Linked DNA regions of Homo sapiens: region 2 is linked to region 1. Evidence: read pairs that join two places in POLR2A ChIA-PET (ENCODE). Cell type or tissue: Panc1. All regions are shown on one strand. Each heading gives the region's core, and the rest is flanking DNA. Links, peaks and the distances in the headings are about the cores only.

Region 1 (11,926 bases), core at 5,539-10,538:
AACCCCACAAACGCAGGGATCCCCCAGCCGAGGGCTGCAAAACCTCATACCCTCAAATGCAGAGGAGACCTCCAAACCTCGGGAGTCTCAAAACTGTGGGCTCATTGATTCCCAAGACACCCCTCAACCACAAATGCCTTCACATTCTGAATCCTAAACTGAGAGACTCCTCACACCTAGGGGCCCCAAAAAGGGAAACTCCAATGATTGCAAAGCAAATTGCAAAGTAAAGGACCCCTCAAATTCTAAGACTCCCTAAAGCCAGGGAGTTTAAACTCACTCTCAAACTTGGGGAACCCCAAATTCAAGGGCCTTTGAATCTTCAAATGTGCGACCTTTTGAACCCAGGAATCCCAAACTCAATCCCTGAGCCCCCGCTTCCTGGTTCCCCCTCAGCCTTCTCAGGATGTCCCCTCTGCTCCCTGCAGACTTGCTGCCCACTGTGCGGATAGTGGCCGGAGTGGCCGCTGCCACCACAACTCTCCTTATGGTCATCACTGGGGTGGCCCTCTGCTGCTGGCGCCACAGCAAGGGTTAGTGCCTGAGCCCCGCCCCGGCTCCCGAGGCCCCAGCCCCACACGCGCCCTGCCTGCCCAGTGACCTGACCTGGCCTTGGGCCTTGGCTCCAGTCCCATTTCCAGCTCTGCACAGGGCTTAGCTCTCCTTCACGTTCTGGTTCCCTCCTTAAGCCCTAACTAGGCCTTCCCAGGGTCACACTCCTCGGTGGGAATGATTCTTATTGGTTTCCAACAGCCCTACCCAATCAGCCTCATTGGTTCCCAGTCCTCTCTCTTCCCGCTTATTGGTCTGCACACATTGTGACCCCGCCCATCGCTTAACTCCACCGGTCGCTGTTTGTCAGCCTCAGCCTCTTTCTCCGAGCAAAAGAACCTGATGCGAATCCCTGGCAGCAGCGACGGCTCCAGTTCACGAGGTCCTGAAGAAGAGGAGACAGGCAGCCGCGAGGACCGGGTAGGATGCCAGGGTCCCCAGACCTGACTGTGCCTCCAGACCTAAATAATAGCCCAGTCCCAAGAGGGTCCCCAAATTCAAATAGGACTCTAAGGCCAGGCATGGTGCCTGACGTTGGTAATACCACTTTGGGAGGTGGAGACACAAGGATCACTTAAGGCCAGGAATTCAAAGCCAGCCTGGACAGCATAGCAGGACCCCATCTCTACAAAAATACAAACTAAAATAAAATAAAAAATGAACCGGGTATGGTGGCATACACCTATAGTCCCAGCTACTCAGGACACTGAGGTGGGAGGATCCCTTGAGCACAGGAGGTAAAGGCTGCAGTGAGCTATGATTGCACCATGCACTCCAGCCTGGGCTACAGAGCAAGACCCTGTCTCCATTTTTTTTTTTTTTTTTTATGTAGGAGGGCTCTAGTCTTTTTTTTTTTGGCAGAATTTCACTCTGTCACCCAGGCTGGAGTACAGTGCTGCGATCTCGGCTCACTGCAACCTCTGCCTCCCTGGTTCAAGTGATTCTCTTGCCTCAGCCTCCTGAGTAGCTGCGATTACAGGCGCCCACCACCACGCCTGACTGATTTTGTATTTTTAGTAGAGATTGGGTTTCACCATGTTGGCCAGGCTGGTCTCAAACTCCTGACCTCAGGTGATCCACCCGCCTCGACCTCCCAAAGTGCTAGGATTACAGGCATGAGCCTCCACGCCCGGCCTGAGGGCTCAAGTCTTTTTTTTTCTTTCTTTCTTTTTTTTGAGACGGAGTCTTGGTCTGTAGCCCAGGCTGGAGTGCAGTGGCGCGAACTCGACTCACTGCAAGCTCCACCTCCCGGGTTCACACCATTCTCCTGCCTCAGCCTCCAGAGTAGCTGGGACTACAGGCACCCGCCACCATGTCCAGCTAATTTTTTTGTATTTTTAGTAGAGACGAGGTGTATACCGTGTTAGCCAGGATGGTCTGGATCTCCTGACCTCGTGATCCGCTCGTCTCGGCCTCCCAAAGTGCTGGGATTACAGGCGTGAGCCACCGCGCCCGGCCAAGGGCTCTAGTCTTAACAGTGACCCCACACCCAAATGTCACCCAAGTCCATGCCCCTGACCCAATTATTCCCTAGGCCCAGTATGTCCCCACAGCCCGTTTTTGTTGTTGTTGTTGTTGTTGTTGTTGTTTTTGAGATAGAGTCTTGCTCTGTCGTCCAAGCTGGAATGCAGTGGTGCAATCCAGACTCACTGCACCCTCCACCTCCCAGTTCAAGTGATTCTCGTTCCTTAGCCTCCTGAGTAGCTGAAATTACAGGTGCCTGCCACCATGCCTGCCTATTTTTTGCATTTTTAGTAGAGACAGAGTTTCGGCATGTTAGCCAGGCTGGTCTCAAACTTCTGGCCTCAAGTGATACTCCTGCTGCGGCCTCCCAAAGTGCTGGGATTACATGCATGAGCCACTGTGCTGGCTTCTTACAGCCCTTTTATTGTCCTGAGTGCAGTCCCCAGCTCTTGGGTGCTCTTACTCCCTCCTGCCTGGCCTCCACTGGCTGGCTGAAGGTCCTTGGGGTCTGGCATTGGGGCGGGGGGATCCTCTGACTATTCCCTCTCACTAAGTTCCCTACCCCAGGGCCCCATTGTGCACACTGACCACAGTGATCTGGTTCTGGAGGAGGAAGGGACTCTGGAGACCAAGGTGAGTGTTGAGAGGGGTGGGGCTCCCTTCACTGTTGGGAGAGGCGGGGCTCCCTTCATTGTGTTTCCGTCTCTCTCCCACGCCTGTCCCCTCCTTTTTCCTTCTGTTGTCCTCAGAGTTGGGACTCAGCTCCCCACCCCACTCCTCCTGCCCCCTGGGCCATCTCACTCAGCTCCCAGCCTCAGTTTGCCTGTCTGCAGACTCTTCCCACACATCTGTCCCAGCCCTAGCCTCCATCTGGAGCCCCAGACCAGGGCTCACCCTGCCTGTGCTCTCCTCATCACGGTCAAGCCCCCTTTCAGCCACCAGGTCCTACACTGGCCCCACATCTCCCCAGACTGGTTCTTCCTCTGGGGTCCTACCTCAGGACAGCCACATTGACTCCAGGCCATCCCCAGGCCAGAGCACTTCTCTCTCTCTCTCTCTCCTGCGTACCTAGCACATGCCATTCTCTCTCTTCTTTTTTTTTTTTTTTTTTTTGAGACGGAGTCTCATTCTGTTGCCCAGGCTGGAGTGCAGTGGTGCAATCTCAGCTCACTGCAACCTCTGCCTCCTGGGTTCAAGCCATTCTCCTGCCTCAGGCTCCCTAATAGCTGGCTAATTTTTCTTGTATTTTTAGTAGAGATGGAGTTTCACCATGTTGGCCAGGCTGATCTGGAACTCCTGACCTCAAGTGATCCGCTCGCCCCAGCCTCCCAAAGTGCTGGGATTACAGGCGTGAGCCACTGTGCCCAGCCGACATGCCATTCTCTTGGCCTGAAACACTCCTACCTTCCTTCCCATGTCTACCTAATTCCTTCCTTTAGTCCTCCAGTCTCAGCTCAGACATTTCTTGTTCTAGGAAGCCCATGCTTCCGTCATGACAGCTCGATCATTTTGCCTGTGTTCCACCCATCACAGCCATGACCACTCTGATCTGGGCTTCCTTATCCCACCCACTATGCTGAGGGCTCTACCATCACAGCCCCTGTCATTGCCTATGCCTTTCCCAGGCACAGCCCTGACCCCTCTGGGTACTGTCTCATGATCTGTCATTTTTCCTTTGGTGTGGGATTCTGTGAGGACAGGGTCCAGTTCTATCCTAGTGACATGCCTTGTAGCAGCAACACAGGGTGTGACACTGAATCAAAGCCTAGAGGCTGTTGGGCAGGTGAGTGTCTCTCTCCTGTTCCCTCTGCACCTTCCACACCGACACCCCTCAGCAGGCCTATATCCCTCCGTCTCTACCTTTCTCTGCCTATGTCCTATCCATTTGCCTCTTATCACTGTTCCTCTGTCTCACTTTCTCTCTCTCCCAGTCCATGTGTGTCTCTGTGTCTCTGCCCACTCCTGTCTCTTTTTGTCTCTCTCAAGGTCTGGTCTATTTCAGTGTGTCTCTCCATCAGTGACCCTCATCCCCCCTGCACGCTCACAGACTTTACTGAGTCCCATTTGTCCCCTCAGGACCCAACCAACGGTTACTACAAGGTCCGAGGAGTCAGTGTGAGCCTGAGCCTTGGCGAAGCCCCTGGAGGAGGTCTCTTCCTGCCACCACCCTCCCCCCTTGGGCCCCCAGGGACCCCTACCTTCTATGACTTCAACCCACACCTGGGCATGGTCCCCCCCTGCAGACTTTACAGAGCCAGGGCAGGCTATCTCACCACACCCCACCCTCGAGCTTTCACCAGCTACATCAAACCCACATCCTTTGGGCCCCCAGATCTGGCCCCCGGGACTCCCCCCTTCCCATATGCTGCCTTCCCCACACCTAGCCACCCGCGTCTCCAGACTCACGTGTGACATCTTTCCAATGGAAGAGTCCTGGGATCTCCAACTTGCCATAATGGATTGTTCTGATTTCTGAGGAGCCAGGACAAGTTGGCGACCTTACTCCTCCAAAACTGAACACAAGGGGAGGGAAAGATCATTACATTTGTCAGGAGCATTTGTATACAGTCAGCTCAGCCAAAGGAGATGCCCCAAGTGGGAGCAACATGGCCACCCAATATGCCCACCTATTCCCCGGTGTAAAAGAGATTCAAGATGGCAGGTAGGCCCTTTGAGGAGAGATGGGGACAGGGCAGTGGGTGTTGGGAGTTTGGGGCCGGGATGGAAGTTGTTTCTAGCCACTGAAAGAAGATATTTCAAGATGACCATCTGCATTGAGAGGAAAGGTAGCATAGGATAGATGAAGATGAAGAGCATACCAGGCCCCACCCTGGCTCTCCCTGAGGGGAACTTTGCTCGGCCAATGGAAATGCAGCCAAGATGGCCATATACTCCCTAGGAACCCAAGATGGCCACCATCTTGATTTTACTTTCCTTAAAGACTCAGAAAGACTTGGACCCAAGGAGTGGGGATACAGTGAGAATTACCACTGTTGGGGCAAAATATTGGGATAAAAATATTTATGTTTAATAATAAAAAAAAGTCAAAGAGGCAAGTGTGTCTTAGGGAGTCTACTGGCATTATCACTCTCCACCAAGGAAGGGGTCCCTTAGACCTGTCCCAAGGTCCCTCCTCTACCCTAGCCTATGAGGTGGCTGTAGGAGTAAAACTGTGAGCCACCTCTCAGCCTCTTGCTACCTGCAAAGCACTCTAGGCTCTTTTTTTTTTTTTCTTGAGACAAGATCTGGCTCTATGGCCCACATTGGAGTGCAGTGGCATGATCTCAGCCCACTGCTACCTCTGCATCCTGGGCTCAAGCCATCCTTCCACCTCAGCCTCCCAAGTAGCTGGGACTACAGGTGCATGCCACCACACCCAGCTAATTTTTGTATTTGTTTGTAGACAGGGTTTCACCATGTTGGCCAGGCTGGTCTCAAACTCCTGACCTCAAGTGATCCGCCCACCTAGGCCTCCCAATGTGCTGGGATTACAGGCATGAGCCACTGTGCCCAGCCATGGGCTCTTTTAATATACATCTTCACACACACACACACACACACACACACGCACACACACACATGAGTTGCAAACAGAAAAGACACACACATAGGCATGTATGCACAGACACACGCATAGATGTCCACACAGTTGCACACAAGTGACAGGGCTGCCCCAGGGGTCCTGGGGAAGACTGAATTCTAACTCTCATTAGAGGAGACAAACAAGTGAGCCCTGAAGTGGAGCAGGGAAGGGGAGACTATGGGTAGGAAAATGGCAATCCCCTGGTCCTTACAGCAAGCGTGGAGATCCAGACCCTAATCCTGAGGTGCTGCATCCACAGTGGGCATGGTGCTGGTGCCTGCTTGGATGATCCTTAAAGAAAGGTCCTGGGGGCTTTGGTTCATGGATCCTTGAGCTAGGAGTTAAAGGTCCAGGCCCCTGGGACCCTTGGGAAGCAGAGCAAGAAGAGTGAACTCCTGGGTCTGAAGGAGAATGGGCTGGGGGCTTGGTCTCTGGTCCTGAGAGAGAAGGTGCCCAGACTTCTGGATCTGAAAGAGGAAGGGACTAGGTCTCAACTGCTGCCTTCTTGACTGGGGACATTTTGGAGGCCTGTATTCCTGAGCCCTCAACAGAGGAATGTACTAGGGGATGGGGGTCTCTGATGCTTGCATCCTTGGAAAAGGACAAAACTGTGAGTGTCTGGGTCTAAAGAGGGTGAGAGTCCTGCGGGAGGACTCAAAATCCACAACGGGCGGAGCCCATAGCCGGACTCCTGGCTGGGCCCTTCATGGGGCGGGACGCCTGGAATCTCGAGGGGCGGGGGCCTGGCGCAGGCTCCCGCCCGGGGTTCCCGAGCTGCTCCACTCTGCGCGAAGCCGCCACGCTATTGTCCTGACCAGGAAGGCGGGGCCGGCGCGGGGCGGGGCTGGCGGCGCCGGCGCAGCCCGGGGGCGGCGGGAGGAGGAGGTGGCGGCGGTGGCGCTGGGAGCTCCTGTCACCGCTGGGGCCGGGCCGGGCGGGAGTGCAGGGGACGTGAGGGCGCAAGGGCCGGGACATGGGGCCCGCCAGCCCCGCTGCTCGCGGTCTAAGTCGCCGCCCGGGCCAGCCGCCGCTGCCGCTGCTGCTGCCACTATTGCTGCTGCTTCTGCGCGCGCAGCCCGCCATCGGGAGCCTGGCCGGTGGGAGCCCCGGCGCGGCCGAGGTGAGGCCGGGCCGGGTCCTGGGGGATGGGGGAAGGGGCGGGACCGGGTCTCTGGACGCCGGCGCGGACATGTCCAGGGCAGAAAGCGCGGTCTTTCCAGCCAGGTGGTCAGCCCCCAGGCGCCCCCAATCACATTTATGAACCCAGGGTTCCAGGCCCCAGCTCCCCCATCATGCGACGTCCCAGCCCCCTCCCATCTCGAGCATAGGAACTGGTCTATTCAGAGCCCCTGGTCCCAGAAGTCCAGCCCCCTCTCCAGACCCAGGTGACTCGGCCCCAACCCCCTCCCGCCTGGACATAGGACCCACCAAGCAGCGAGGCATTTAGATCCAATAATCCAGACCCCTTGTATTCTCTGGACCCATATGGAGGCCCTTGCAGCCTCCCAGGACCCAGGAGTCCAGTCCTTCAGTCACCACCCACCCCAACCAGATGTAGCTCTCCAGTCCTCAAGGACCTGGTGTCCAGGACTGTAGGCCCCTGAAGCCAGGCCTTGTCAGCTTTGCATCCTGCAACGGGAGCCTGAGCAAGGGATGGAGGGAGGAGGGGCCAGAACTCCTGGGTTCTGGCCTCCTCCTCCGCGATTCAGGTTTAACCCCTTCGGGCTCCAGAGCGGCTGCGCTGGGGTGGGGGCGGAGTCTGTCTCCGCGGCAACAAGGCAGAAAGAATCCCGGGGGACCCAGGTCGCCATAGCAACGGGAGCGCTGGGGCGCCCCCGCCCTACGGGAGCTGTTTCCCAGGGAACGGTGCCTCCATGGAGGCGGTGTGCGGTGCTTGGGGGAGGGGGCTGGTGCTGGGGGTCTCGGTCCTAGGGAGCAAAGAACCAGGGGACCCTCATGCCAACGCCCCCCGAGCCCTCACTGTCCTTTCCACTTCCATCCAGGCCCCGGGGTCGGCCCAGGTGGCTGGACTATGCGGGCGCCTAACCCTTCACCGGGACCTGCGCACCGGCCGCTGGGAACCAGACCCACAGCGCTCTCGACGCTGTCTCCGGGACCCGCAGCGCGTGCTGGAGTACTGCAGACAGGTGGGCGGGGCCGAACGGGAGAGGCGGGGCCGCCCATAGAAAGCTAGACTTGAAAAAGGCGTGGTCCAGGGTGCTGCGCGATCTAAGGCGTGGAGGCTGGGGGGCGTGGCCAATAAAGAGGCGCAACTATGCTAGGGGCAGGGGACCTGTTTTGAGATACTAAGTCAGGAAAAGGGGAGAGCCGCGAGATAGCCAGAGAGGAAGTGGAATTTAGGAATCTGGTGGTCTTTGTAAAGAGTAGAGGTGTAGGGGGGAGTGGCGAAAGGATAGGCGGGGCTAAGACAGAAAGAGACCTTAAGGACCAGCAAGATGGGGAAAGGGGTGGAGCCCAATGAGAGCGCGGAGAGCTGGGGGGGCGTGGCCATGAAAAGACAAATTTATAACGGGAAGGGAGAGTTTTGGAGAGGCGGAATAGAGGAAAAGGCGGGGCCTAAAGGAGGGTGAGACCTTTGGGGAGACGAATCTGACTGCGGGGAGGGGTGACCAGAGAGGTGGGCTTAGAGGGACCTTCAGAAAGAAACAGCACAGGAAAAGAGATAGGGCTTAAAGATGACGGGACTTTTAAGGGAAAACTGCTAGTGGGCGTGGCCAATGAGCACAAGGAGCTTGGATATCTAAGGCTGGTGCTAGGGAGAAGCAGGGCCTAGGGAAGCGATGTCCTCATGAATACTAGAGCCTTGAAAACGGACCTGGCCGGGCGCGGTGGCTCACGCCTGTAATCGCAGCACTTGGGGAGGCCGAGGCAGGCGGATCACCTGAGGTCAGAAGTTCGAGACCAGCCTGGCCAACACGGCGAAACTCCGTCTCTACTAAAAATACAAAAATTAGCCTGGCATGGTGGTGCGTGCCTGTAATCCCAGCTACTCAGGAGGCTGAGACAGGAGAATCGCTTGAACCTGGGAGGAGGAGGTTGCAGTGAGCCGAGATTGTACCATTCCACTCCAGCCTGGGCGACAAGAGCAAATCTCCGTCTCAAAGAAAGAAAGAAAGAGGGAGAAAGAAAGAGAAAAGGGACCTGACTACTGGAGAGGGGTGGCTGGCAGGGGCGGGGCAGTGGGCTGATTGCCCCCATCTGATCCCCCCAGATGTACCCGGAGCTGCAGATTGCACGTGTGGAGCAGGCTACGCAGGCCATCCCCATGGAGCGCTGGTGCGGGGGTTCCCGGAGCGGCAGCTGCGCCCACCCCCACCACCAGGTTGTGCCCTTCCGCTGCCTGCGTGAGTCCCAGGCGGGGAGAGGGGAACTGAGGTGGGAGTTTCTGAGGGGCAAGGTTCTGAGCCCCTCTCTCAGGCCTACATTAAGGGGCTGGGTGCTTGTGTCCTAAGTGGGGCAGAGAAGCCTCTGAGGATAAAATATCTGGATTCTGAGGAGGGTGGGGTTGGTGGCTATAGGAGGATCTCACCCTGGTGTCCCGTGCTTCCCCAGCTGGTGAATTTGTGAGTGAGGCCCTGCTGGTGCCTGAAGGCTGCCGGTTCTTGCACCAGGAGCGCATGGACCAATGTGAGAGTTCAACCCGGAGGCATCAGGAGGCACAGGAGGTCAGGACGTTGGCCCACCCGTCCCCAGCCCCCACAACCCAGGAACTGGGACCTCTAACACCCTCCGCCACCAGAACCGAGGAGTCTGGGCCACCAGCATCCTCTTCGCACTTGGGATCTAAGAATTTCATCCCCCAACCCCTTCCTCTAGAAGCAGGAATCCAGGCTCCCAGCCTCATCAACCCCCAACCCTGGCAGCCCAGTTCCCCATCTACCCCCTCCCATCCCACAATCCTGGCATCTGGGCCCACTCTTCCTACAGGCCTGCAGCTCCCAGGGCCTCATCCTGCACGGCTCGGGCATGCTCTTACCCTGTGGCTCGGATCGGTTCCGTGGTGTGGAGTATGTGTGCTGTCCCCCTCCAGGGACCCCCGACCCATCTGGGACAGCAGTTGGGTGAGTGGGAGGGAACCCTCCATGCCCATCTCAAGGTTCCTGAGGCAGGGGATGGAAGCCTGGGAGCCCAGGCCTGGGTTCTTACTGCCTGGGTCCTCTCCTGCTCCCTCAGTGACCCCTCCACCCGGTCCTGGCCCCCGGGGAGCAGAGTAGAGGGGGCTGAGGACGAGGAAGAGGAGGAATCCTTCCCACAGCCAGTAGATGATTACTTCGTGGAGCCTCCGCAGGCTGAAGAGGAAGAGGAAACGGTCCCACCCCCAAGCTCCCATACACTTGCAGTGGTCGGCAAAGGTGAGGCAGTCTCTGAACCCCTGGGGCCTCTCCACCATAGAGGGAGAAAGATCTGGGGGAGTCTTGCTGGGGGGTGTCTTTGGGAGGGGCCTATAGGGGAAAGGCCCAACTGAGGAGAAAAGACGAGAGTATCTTTGGATAAAATAGAAGTAGAAGGGCTAACCTGCCAAGGGAGGGGGTGGTTTGGGGGTACTTGGGAGTAGAGGGGCCATTGGGTAGGTCTTGAGGATCATTTCAGGAAAGCTTGGAAGATGGTGTAATGGATTCCTAAGCTTTGCAAGAACAGGCCCAGTCCAGAACTACATCTCCCATAATGCCAGGCAGCAGCGGTGGCTAAACTGGGTGCATGATGGTCTCCAGTGCACTCTAGGAAATGTGGTTCTCTAGGTAGAAAAGGCGACCTGGAGGTGGGCTGCAGACTGACCTCCTGATCCCTGGTCTTGCAGTCACTCCCACCCCGAGGCCCACAGACGGTGTGGATATTTACTTTGGCATGCCTGGGGAAATCAGTGAGCACGAGGGGTTCCTGAGGGCCAAGATGGACCTGGAGGAGCGTAGGATGCGCCAGATTAATGAGGTGATAATACTGGGGGCCCCAGGACCCCCTACAGTACAGAGCTCCCTAAATACCAGGAAATTCCTCCAGGACACATTGATACTACCTCCAAAGGCTCCCTAAGCCCCTTTGACCTTGAGCTCTCAACACCACCCCCTAAGATGGCCAGAGATCCATGGCCCTTCTAGAATCCCACTGAGACGCTACCAGGTTCTCTGGAAACTCTGGTCTATGGTACTCTTTCACTTTATTGGTTTTTTTTTTTTTCTTTTGTTGTTGTTGTTGTGACGGAGTTTCGCTCTTAACACCCAGGCTGGAGTGCAATGGTGCGATCTCGGCCCACTGCAACCTCTGCCTCCCGGGCTCCAGCGATTCCCCTTCCTCAGTCTCCTGAGTAGCTGGGATTACAGGCACCCACCACCACGCCCGGCTAATTTTTGTATTTTTAGTAGAGACAGGGTTTCACCATGTTGGCCAGGATGGTCTTGAACTCCCGGCGGGAGGAGATCCACCCGCCTCGGCCTCCCAAAGTGCTGGGATTACAGGCATGAGCCACCACGCCTGGCCTCTCTTTCACTTTAAACTCCTTCTGGATCTTCCCTCTTGGGAACCCAGGAGCCAGCGAGACTTAAGGGATCTGGGGCCTTTAAATCTTTTTTTTTTTTTTTTTTTGAGACAGAGTTTCGCTCTGTTGCCCAGGCTAGAGTGCAGTGACGTGATCTCCCACTCACTGCAAGCTCCACCTCCTGGGTTCACGCCATTCTCCTGCCTCAGCCTCCCGAGTAGCTGGGACTACTGGTACCCACCACAGCGCCCAGATAATTTTTTCTGTTTTCAGTAGAGACAGGGTTTCACCATGTTAGCCAGGATGGCCTCAATCTCCTGACCTTGTGATCCACCCACCTCGGCCTCCCAAAGTGCTGGGATTACAGGCATGAGCCACTGCGCCCAGCCATGGGGCTTCTAAAATCTTAAAGAGGGGTTGGGGGACTTGCCAGGTGGATCAGGGTGGATTCTGGGATCCTGAAGCTCCCCTCCCTATGCAGGTGATGCGTGAATGGGCCATGGCAGACAACCAGTCCAAGAACCTGCCTAAAGCCGACAGACAGGCCCTGAATGAGGTAGGACAGCCCCAGTGGGTCCTACTCATGCCTGTCCACCACCTGGAGCACACTCAGTTTCACCTGGCTCTGGCTGTGCCCTGCCCATCCAGTTCCACCCCTTCCCACCTATCTCAGCCTTTCCTGGCCCCATGCCTACATGCAGCTCTGCCCCTCTTAGCCGTCATCTGACCTGACACTGCTCTCCTCCCCAGATTGGCCATATTCGGCCCCATCTACAGACTTGACTTGCCTCTCAGGGCTGGCTCTGGAGTCCTGTCCCAAGCCAGGGCCTCTG
Region 2 (8,715 bases), core at 2,156-7,155, 210 kb before region 1:
CCAAGTTAAAACATTGATCTTGATAGTCTTTATGGAGACTATGGTGATCTACATGCTAGCACACAGAAAGAATGCTAAGACACAGGAAAAGTAAGTTGCAGAACAATCTATATAGTAGGAGTCAATTTGCAAGGATGGAGTTTTTATGGTGTGGTATGTGTATGTAAATAAAGTAGGCACATACCGCTGGCACTTATTATGGGCCAGCTATGTTGTTAGACCTTTTTTTTTTTTTTTTTTTGAGATGGAGTCTTGCTCTGTCTCCCAGGCTGGAGTGCAGTGGTGCAATCTCAGCTCACTGCAACCTCCGCCTTCCAGGTTCAGGCGATTCCCCTGCCTCAGCCTCCCGAGTGTCTGGGATTACAGGCGCCTGCCACCATGCCCAGCTGATTTTTGTATTTTTAGTAGAGACAGAGTTTCACCATGTTGGCCAGGCTGGTCTCAAACTCCTGACCTCAGGTGATGCACCTGCTTCGGCCTCCCAAAGTTCTGGGATTACCGGCGTGAGCCACCACGCCCAGCCATGTTAGCACTTTACATCACATAAGGTCAACATGCTAACACAACCGTATGAGGTAGGTACTATTGTTAGTATCCTCATTTTACAAAATTGGAAACTGAGGCCCAGAAAGGTTGAGTAACTTGCCCAAAGTCACACAGCTAGGAAGTGATGGAGCAGGGATTCAGATTCAGCCTCTCTGTTATCCATGCTTTCATCCACTGTTCGTTCTTGCACCAGTGGTCCTCACCCTTTTTGGCACCAGGGATGAGCTTCATGGAAGACAGTTTTTCCACAGACAGGGTTGGGGATGGTGTAAGGATGAGTCCAGCATATTACATTTATTGTCCACTTTATTTCTGTTATTATTACATTATATAATAAAATAATTATACAACTCACCATACTATAGAATCAGTGGGAGCCCTGAGCTTGTTTTCCTGCAACTAGATGGTCCCATCTGGGGGTGATGGGAGATAGTGACAGATCATCAGGCATTAGATTCTCATAAGGATCATGCAGCCTAGATCCCTCACATGCGCAGTTCACAATAGGGTTCGCACTCCTAAGAGAATCTAATGCTGCCGCTGATCTGACAGGAGGTGGAACTCAGGCAGTAATGCGAGCATTAGGGAGTGCTTGTAAATATAGTTGAAGCTTGTCTCGCTCACCTGCCACTCACTTCCAGCTGTGGGGCCCAGTTCCTAACAGGCCACAGACCAGTACCTGGTAGGCACTGGTTGGGGCTCGGGGACCCCTGCCTTATAGCATAAAATGTGAGCGTGTATGTATATAAAAACGTTTATGCTTGTAACTGCTTGTGAGGTCCACAAAGAGTAGAGTGTTACTTTCAGGGAGTGTTAACTTGACATAGGCCTTATATGGGCCTTTTCATTTTTTTTTTTTTTTTTTTTTTAGAGACAGTCTTGCTCTGTCAGGCTGGAGTGCGGTGTGCAGTGGTAGCATCATAGCTCACTGCAGCCTCGAACTCCTGGGTTCAAGCAGTTCTCCCACCTCAGCCTCCCTAGTAGCTGTGACTACAGGTGCATGCCACCATGCCTGGCTAAGTTTTGTATTTTTTGTAGAGACAGGGTTTTGCCACATTCACCAGGCTGGTCTCAAACTCCTGGGCTCAAGCGATCCTCCCACCTTTGCCTCCCAAAGTGCTGGAATTATAGGCGTGAGCCACCATGCCCGGCTTATTTTTTATTTTTTGTAGAGATGGGGGTCTTGCCGTGTTGTCCAGGTTGGTCTCAAACTCCTGAGCTCAAGCAGTCCTCCCACATCGGCCCCGCAAAGTGCTGGGATGACAGGTGCGAGTCACCACACCCAGCCTCCATCATTGTTTATACTGAGCATCGCCTGTGGTCAGTGGTGGGATTGCACTGTGTATTGTTTGGCACCTTTTTTGCACTTGACTATGTATCTTGAAGATCCATCCATTCATGCCAGAACATAAATCAGCCTCGTTTTTTTTCACAGCTGCCTGCTATTCCATCTCCCCTGTTTGGACAAACAGCATAGTGTTGACTTGAGGTTTTCAAAGCAGGGCCCACCCTTGGAGCTCTGTACAGTGACACATCTCCCCATCGACAGCTCTGCAGTGGGCCTGGGGTTTTCCTGCCCATTACTCTCCTCCCAGCATGTCAGCTTGTTCAGAACAGTGATTTCTGTCTTTTGGGGTCACTGCTGATTCCCCGGCCTCTAGAATAGAGGTTGGCACACAGCAGGTACCTGTGGATATTGGTTGAACAAACAGGTGGGCAAAGTGAGGAAGATAAGAAGTCCATCCGTTCAGTTTCCCCACTGCGGAGGGAATAACACTGTCTTTCCACAGGTCACAGACTGGGATGAGCAACGGGCTGAAGGCACGTTTCCCGGGAAGATCTGAACTGGCTGCATCTCCCTTTCCTCTGTCCTCCATCCTTCTCCCAGGATGGTGAAGGGGGACCTGGTACCCAGTGATCCCCACCCCAGGATCCTAAATCATGACTTACCTGCTAATAAAAACTCATTGGAAAAGTGAGACTATGCGTGTGAACGGGCCAGGCAGTGGCAAGAAGCTGGGCTGGAATCAGTGCCCTGACCAGGGAGGGGCTTGAATGAGTATTTTCTCTGTTTTGTTTTTATTTATTTAATTTAATTTAATTTTTTTTTTTTTTATGATGGAGTCTCGTTCTTCACGCAGGCTGGAGTGCAATGGCACGATCTCTGCTCACTGCAACCTCCACCTCCAGTGTTCAAGCGATTCTCCTGCCTCAGCCTCCCGACTAGCTGGGACTACAGGCACACCCCACCACACCTGGCTAATTTTTGTATTTTTAGTAGAGATGGGGTTTTACCATGTCGGCCAGGCTGGTCTCAAACTCCTGACCTCAGATGATCCACCTGCCTCGGCCTCCCAAAGTGCTGGGATTACAGGCATGAGCCACCATGCCTAGCGTTTTTTAACTTAATTTTATTGAACCTTGGCCACCCTCTCTGTGCCAGTCAATGAGTCAAATAGTTGATTATACAGAATAACCTAAGTTCCTATGTGTGCAACCACCCTACATAATTTTAAAGCAAATTATATAGATTATAATATAATATAAAATACATAAAGATTATATTTTATCCAGAAATAAGAAACTATATGTATCTCTTGGAGATACAATTTTTTTTTTTTTTTTTTTGAGACAGAGTCTCAATCTGTTGCCCAGGCTGGAGTGCAGTGGTGTCATCTCAGCTCTCTGCAACCTCTGCCTTCTGGGTTCAAACTATTCTCCTGCCTGGAGATACCTATTTTTTTAACATAATTATTTACACCTAAGAAATTAGTTCTTAATGGCCGGGCACAGTGGCTCATGCCTGTAATCCCAGCACTCTGGGAGGCTGAGGTGGGCAGATCACCTGAGGTCAGGAGTTCAAGATCAGCCTGGGCAACATGGCGAAACCTCGTCCCTACTAAAAGTACAGAATTAGCCAGGCATGGTAGCACATGCCTGTAATCCCAGCTACTCGGGAGTCTGAGGCAGGAGAATCGCGTGAACCTGGGAGGCAGAGGATGTGGTGAGCCGAGATCATGCCATTGCACTCCAGCCTGGGCAACAAGAGTAAATCTCCATCTCACCAAAAAAAAAAAAAAAAAAAAAAAAGAGTTCTTAATATCTAATAAGCAATCTCCTGCACAATGTGTAACTTCTCCCCGTGTTGGGACCTGCTCTTTCATGCTGATCATGATGGTAGTTGGAAGTCATTTAAGTAGGCCAAGTTGAGAGCTGTTCTTCATGGTGCCCCCAAAAGAATTGCCACACAATAACAGCCCAGAATATCCCCAACAGACTCGTCAACAGGGACCTAGCTAGCATGACCAGCCGGAACACTCTTATGGCTGAATTGGTGTGTCCTCAAAACCTTTCAAATGGCCGGGGTGTGGTGGCTCACACCTGTAACCCTAGCACTTTGGGAGGCCCAGGCGAGTGGGTCACGAGGTCAGGGATTCAAGACCAGCCTGGCCAAGCTGGTAAAACCCCATCTCTTCTAAAAATACAAAAAAAACTATAAAAATACAAAAATTAGCCAGGTGTGGTGGTGCGTGCCCCTAATCCCAGCTACTGGGGAGGCTGAGGCAGGAGAATCACTTGAACCTGGGAGGTGGAGGTTGCAGTGAGCTGAGATCACACCACTGTACTCCAGCCTGGGCGACAGAGCGAGACTCCATCCCCAAAAAACAAAAACAAAACTTCAAATGGTTACAAACTTGTCTGATGCATTCACATGAGCAGGGATGATTCTTGTATGGAGAAAAATGGCCCCAGAGATAGATCTTGTGAAATAGCTGCTCATGAAGAAAAGTGGCTGTAGGGGCCGGGCGCGGTGGCTCACGCCTGTAATGCCAGCACTTTGGGAGACCGAGGCAGGCAGATAACCTGAGGTCGGGAGTTCCAGACCAGCCTGACCAACATGGAGAAACCCCGTCTCTACTAAAAATACAAAATGAGCCAGGCGTGGTGGTGCATGCCTGTAATCCCAGCTACTCTGGATGCTGAGGCAGGAGAATTGCTTGAACCCAGGAGGTGGAGGTTGCTGTGACCCGAGATTGTGCCATTGTACTCCAGCCTAGGCAACAAGAGCGAAACTCCGTCTCAAAAAAAAAAAAAGTGGCTGTAAACAGGACCTTAGTGCACACACAGGGAGCTTGAGGGATCGTGGGAGGTTATGGCGTGGGTTGGAAGTAGCAAAGAACTTAAACACCATGAAAAAAAAATTTTTTTTTTGAAATGGAGTCTTGCTCTGTTGTCCAGACTGGAGTGCAGTGATGTGATCTCTGCTCACTGCAACCTCCACCTCCCGGTTCAAGCAATTCTGCCTCAGCCTTCCAAAACGCTGGGATTACAGGCGCTTGCCACCACACCCAGCTAATTTTTTGTATTTTTAGTAGCGATTTAGAGAGTAGTTTCACCGTGTTGACCAGGCTGGTCTTGAACTCCGTGACCTCAGGTTAACCATCCACCTCGGCCTCCCAAAGTGCTGGGATTACAGGCATGAGCCACCACACCCAGCCAACACCATGAAAATTTCAAATGAAACAGGACGGCCAGTGAAAAGTCAAGGTGCTGGACTCCTTGAGTCCAGCTGCCTGATTCTGCCCAGGGTTTGCCACCAGTGCCAGTGTTTCCTGTACATTCCTTTAGAGATAGCTCATGCATCTAGAAGTATTTGTAAATATATTGATCTGATTGGATATGGTGCCCTTTTGCTCACACAGCCCCTGCCACACTGGCCTCTTCAGTGCACAGGAACTGTGAGCAAATGTATTTCGACACACCAGGCTGGCTCCAACCCCGGATCCTTTACACTTGCTGTTTGCTCGACCTGGAATGTTTGGCCACCAGCTGTCCACAAGCTCACCCCTCACTGCCTTCAGGTCTTCATTTAGCGAGGCCTTCTCTGACCACTCAGCCTTCACCTTCAGCTCCTCCATCTTTGTGCCCCTTCACTCCTTTTGTTTCTTTCTCTTTTTTCAATTTTTATTTATTTTTTTAGTTTTTGGAGATGGAGTCTCTCTGTCACCAGGCTGGAGTGCAGTGGCGCAATCTCAGCTCACTGCAACCTCAGACTCCCTGGTTCAAGCGATTCTTCTGCCTCAGCCTCCCAAGTAGCTGGGATTACAGGCACGCGCCACCACGCCCAGCTAATTTTTGTATTTTTAGTAGAGACGGGGTTTCACCATGTTGGCCAGGATGGTCTCCATCTCCTGACTTTGTGATCCACCCAGCTCGGCTTCCCAAAGTGCTGGGATTACAGGTGTGAGCCACCACACCTGGCCTTGTTTCTTAAGCACTTACCGCTAACATGCCAAATGTTATCCTTCATCATTGCACCACTGGAATGTAATTTCCATGCGGGCAGATTTGGAAATATATATTTAATTCCCCTTTTCAGCTTTTTTTTTTTTTTTGAGATAAGGTCTTACTCTGTCACCTAGGCTGGCATGTAGTGGCGTAATCTCAGTTTACTGCAGCCTCCGCCGCCCAGACTCAAGCCATCCTCCTACCTCAGCCTCCCAAGTAGCTAGGACCACAGGCATAGACCACCATACTCAGCTAGTTTTTTGTTTGTTTGTTTGTTTTTGATAGAGACGGGGTTTCACCATGTTGCCCAGGCTGGTCTCAACTCCTGAGCTCAGGTGATCTGCCCGCCTTAGCCTCCCAAAGTGCTGGGATTACAGGCCTGAGCCACCGCACGCCAGCCTGCATTTTTTCCAAATGTTCTAATCTTTCTCATTTTATTATTTTTTTTTTTTTAATTTTTTTTTTGACACAAGACCTCACTCTGTCACCCAGCCTGGAGTGCAGTGGCCTGATCACAGCTTACTGCAGCCTTGAACTCCCAGGCTCAAGAGATCCTCCCACCCCAGCCTCTCAAGTAGATGGGACTACAGGCATATGCCACCACACCCAGCTAATTTTTGTATTCTTTTGTAGAGATGGAGTTTGCCCATATTGCCCAGGCTGATCTCCAACTCCTGGGCTCAAGTGATCCTCCCGCTTCAGCCTCCCAAGGTGCTGGGATTACAGGCATGAGCCACCACACCCAGCCCAGCTGTTAATCTTATTGATGATTAATTATACGTGATGGGTCACTTGTCAGTTGCTGCTTTCAAGGTTCTCTTTTTATCGTTCAATAATTTGATTATGATATGTCTGGTGATGGATATCTTTGAGTTTATCCTATTTGAAGATTATTGAGCTTCTTGGCTCTAGATTGATGGTTTTTTTCATCAAATTTTGGGAGTTTTCAGCCATTCTTTCTTCATATATTCTTTTTTACCCCTTTCTTTTTGTCCTCTCCTTCTGGGATTCCCATTATTTGATGATGTCTCACAGGTCTCTGAAGTTCTGTTCACTTATCTTCGTGCTTTTTTCTTTCTGTTCCTTAGACTTGATCATCTCAACTGATCTATACTCACGTTCACCGATCTTTTCTTCTGCCTACTCAAATCTGTTGTTGAACCCTCTATTCCTCTATTGAATTTTTTCTTTTTTTTTTTTTTTGAGACGGAGTCTCGCTCTGTCGCCCAAGCTGGAGTGCAGTGGCGCGATCTCGGCTCACCGCAACCTCCACTTCCCGAGTTCAAGTGATTATCCTGCCTCAGCCTCCTGAGTAGCTGGTACTACAGGCCCATACCACCATGCCTGATTAATTTTGTGTATTTTTAGTAGAGACAGGGTTTCACCATGTTAGCCAGGATGGCCTCGATCTCCTGACCTCGTGATCTGTCCACCTCGGCCTCCCAAAGTGCTGGGATTACAGGCATGAGCCACCACGCCTGGCCCATTTGAATTTTTTCATTTTAGTTACTGTACTTTTCAAGTCCCAAGTTTCTGTTTAGTTCTTTTAAAATAATTTCTGCTTTTAGGCCAGGCATGGTGGCTCACACCTGTAATCCCAGCACTTTGGGAGGCCAAAGTGGGAGGTTCACTTGAGGTCAGGAGTTCAAGACTAGCCTGGCCAACACTCCATCTCAAAAAAAAAGACAGTATTCTTTAGCATTAGTTCCGCTAATGATTGGACAAAGATTTCCTTAGCCTCCAAAAACCAATAATCTCCTAGCCTTTGCTGAGGCATGGTGGGCCATGCTTTCGACATTCAGCCAGGCAATTGACAACTCTGCCTTCGCCACTACTTCTCCCAGGAAGGCACACATCCTCAAGGTCAGCCCAATGTAAGAAGACTGGGTTCTCATCTCTGGTCTTTCTTGAGCCTGCATATACTCCTGGGCATGCACACAACCCTATGCATGCATGTGACCTTCTAGATTTCCAAGAATATTTTGGAGTTTTTCAAAGCCTTCTCATTCCCCAGCTTTATCTTTTAAACTGTTTCATTAGCCTATTATTGGCCTCAACTGTTATTCATTGCTTAGGCAGCTGCCTAGTTAAACAATTGCATGCAATTGTGTTTCACAAATGCCCCTGGGGAAATAATTTTGACGATGTATGAGCTCTAAGTTAGGTCAAATACAGACAACATTGCAAGTAGGGGCTTCCAGGGAACCATAAGACGAATCAAATAATTCTGACTTTCTGGGAGTGAGGCTTTTATGGAGTTTCATCCTCTTCTGCCCCGTTTGGTGTATGCCAGGCTGCTAGTTTCCACTGAGAATGCTGGCAGTTAATATTCAAGGCTACCATGGAGCTGGAATGGGGGAATGGAACTAGGCCAATTAAAAATGTCACAAAGTATAAAAATTAGCCGGGCGTGGTGGCGGGCGCCTGTAATCCTAGCTACTCGGGAGGCTGAGGCAGGAGAATTGCTTGAACCTGGGAGGCAGAGGTTGCAGTGAACTGAGATCGTGCCACTGCATTCCAGCCTGGGCGACAGTGAGACTCTGTCTCAAGAAAACAAAAATAAAAATAAATTTTAAAAAAGTCATAAAGTTCACTGCTCTTACTAAGATTCAGCTGCTTTTCTTGAATAAACACTTTACAGATTTTTGTTGTTGTTGTGGAGACAGAGTCTCACTCTGTCACCCAGGCTGGAGAGCAATGGCACGACCTCAGCTCACTGCAACCTCTGCCTTCGAGGTTCAAGCGATTAGCTCCTGCCTCAGCCTCCTGAGTAGCTGGGATTACAGGCACTTGCCACCACGACTGGCTAATTTTGTATTTTTAGTAGAGATAGGGTTTCACCATGTTAGTCAGCCTGACCTCAGGTGATCCCCCCACCCT

Evidence for each region. ChIA-PET counts read pairs that join two places held together with the same protein. Peaks named below come from ENCODE experiments on the same cell type or tissue, not always from the same donor. Only the 100,000 strongest peaks of a DNase experiment are listed, where the experiment ranks them.
Region 2: POLR2A ChIA-PET joins it to region 1 with 9 read pairs; 3 of 35 experiments call an interaction of 5 or more read pairs at or near these places.

Annotation. Positions count from the first base shown.
Region 1 is chr19:35,862,065-35,873,990 of GRCh38, forward strand. It overlaps APLP1 (amyloid beta precursor like protein 1), which reads left to right and starts at 6,510. Exons shown (of 17, transcript NM_001024807.3): 1 at 6,510-6,719; 2 at 7,603-7,746; 3 at 8,832-8,964; 4 at 9,173-9,285; 5 at 9,548-9,681; 6 at 9,794-9,972; 7 at 10,419-10,549; 8 at 11,575-11,649. The coding sequence starts at 6,573. It overlaps LOC107985317 (a long non-coding RNA gene), which reads right to left and starts at 7,293. Exons shown (of 4, transcript XR_001753932.2): 1 at 7,028-7,293; 2 at 5,811-6,066; 3 at 4,423-4,529; 4 at 851-937. KIRREL2 (kirre like nephrin family adhesion molecule 2) reads left to right here. Exons shown (of 15, transcript NM_199180.4): 12 at 429-533; 13 at 863-972; 14 at 2,584-2,649; 15 at 4,093-5,072. The coding sequence ends at 4,428. RefSeq lists silencers at 6,331-6,590, 6,681-6,750. In Panc1, for the core only: no CTCF peak of the experiment used is centred there; a DNase peak (open chromatin) is centred at 7,937; H3K4me3 peaks cover 2,467 bases; H3K27ac peaks cover 994 bases.
Region 2 is chr19:35,656,258-35,664,972 of GRCh38, forward strand. It overlaps COX6B1 (cytochrome c oxidase subunit 6B1), which reads left to right. Exons shown (of 4, transcript NM_001863.5): 4 at 2,337-2,525. The coding sequence ends at 2,390. Among named protein-coding and RNA genes, the nearest start is that of UPK1A, 5.9 kb to the right of the region's middle. In Panc1, for the core only: no CTCF peak of the experiment used is centred there; no DNase peak of the experiment used is centred there.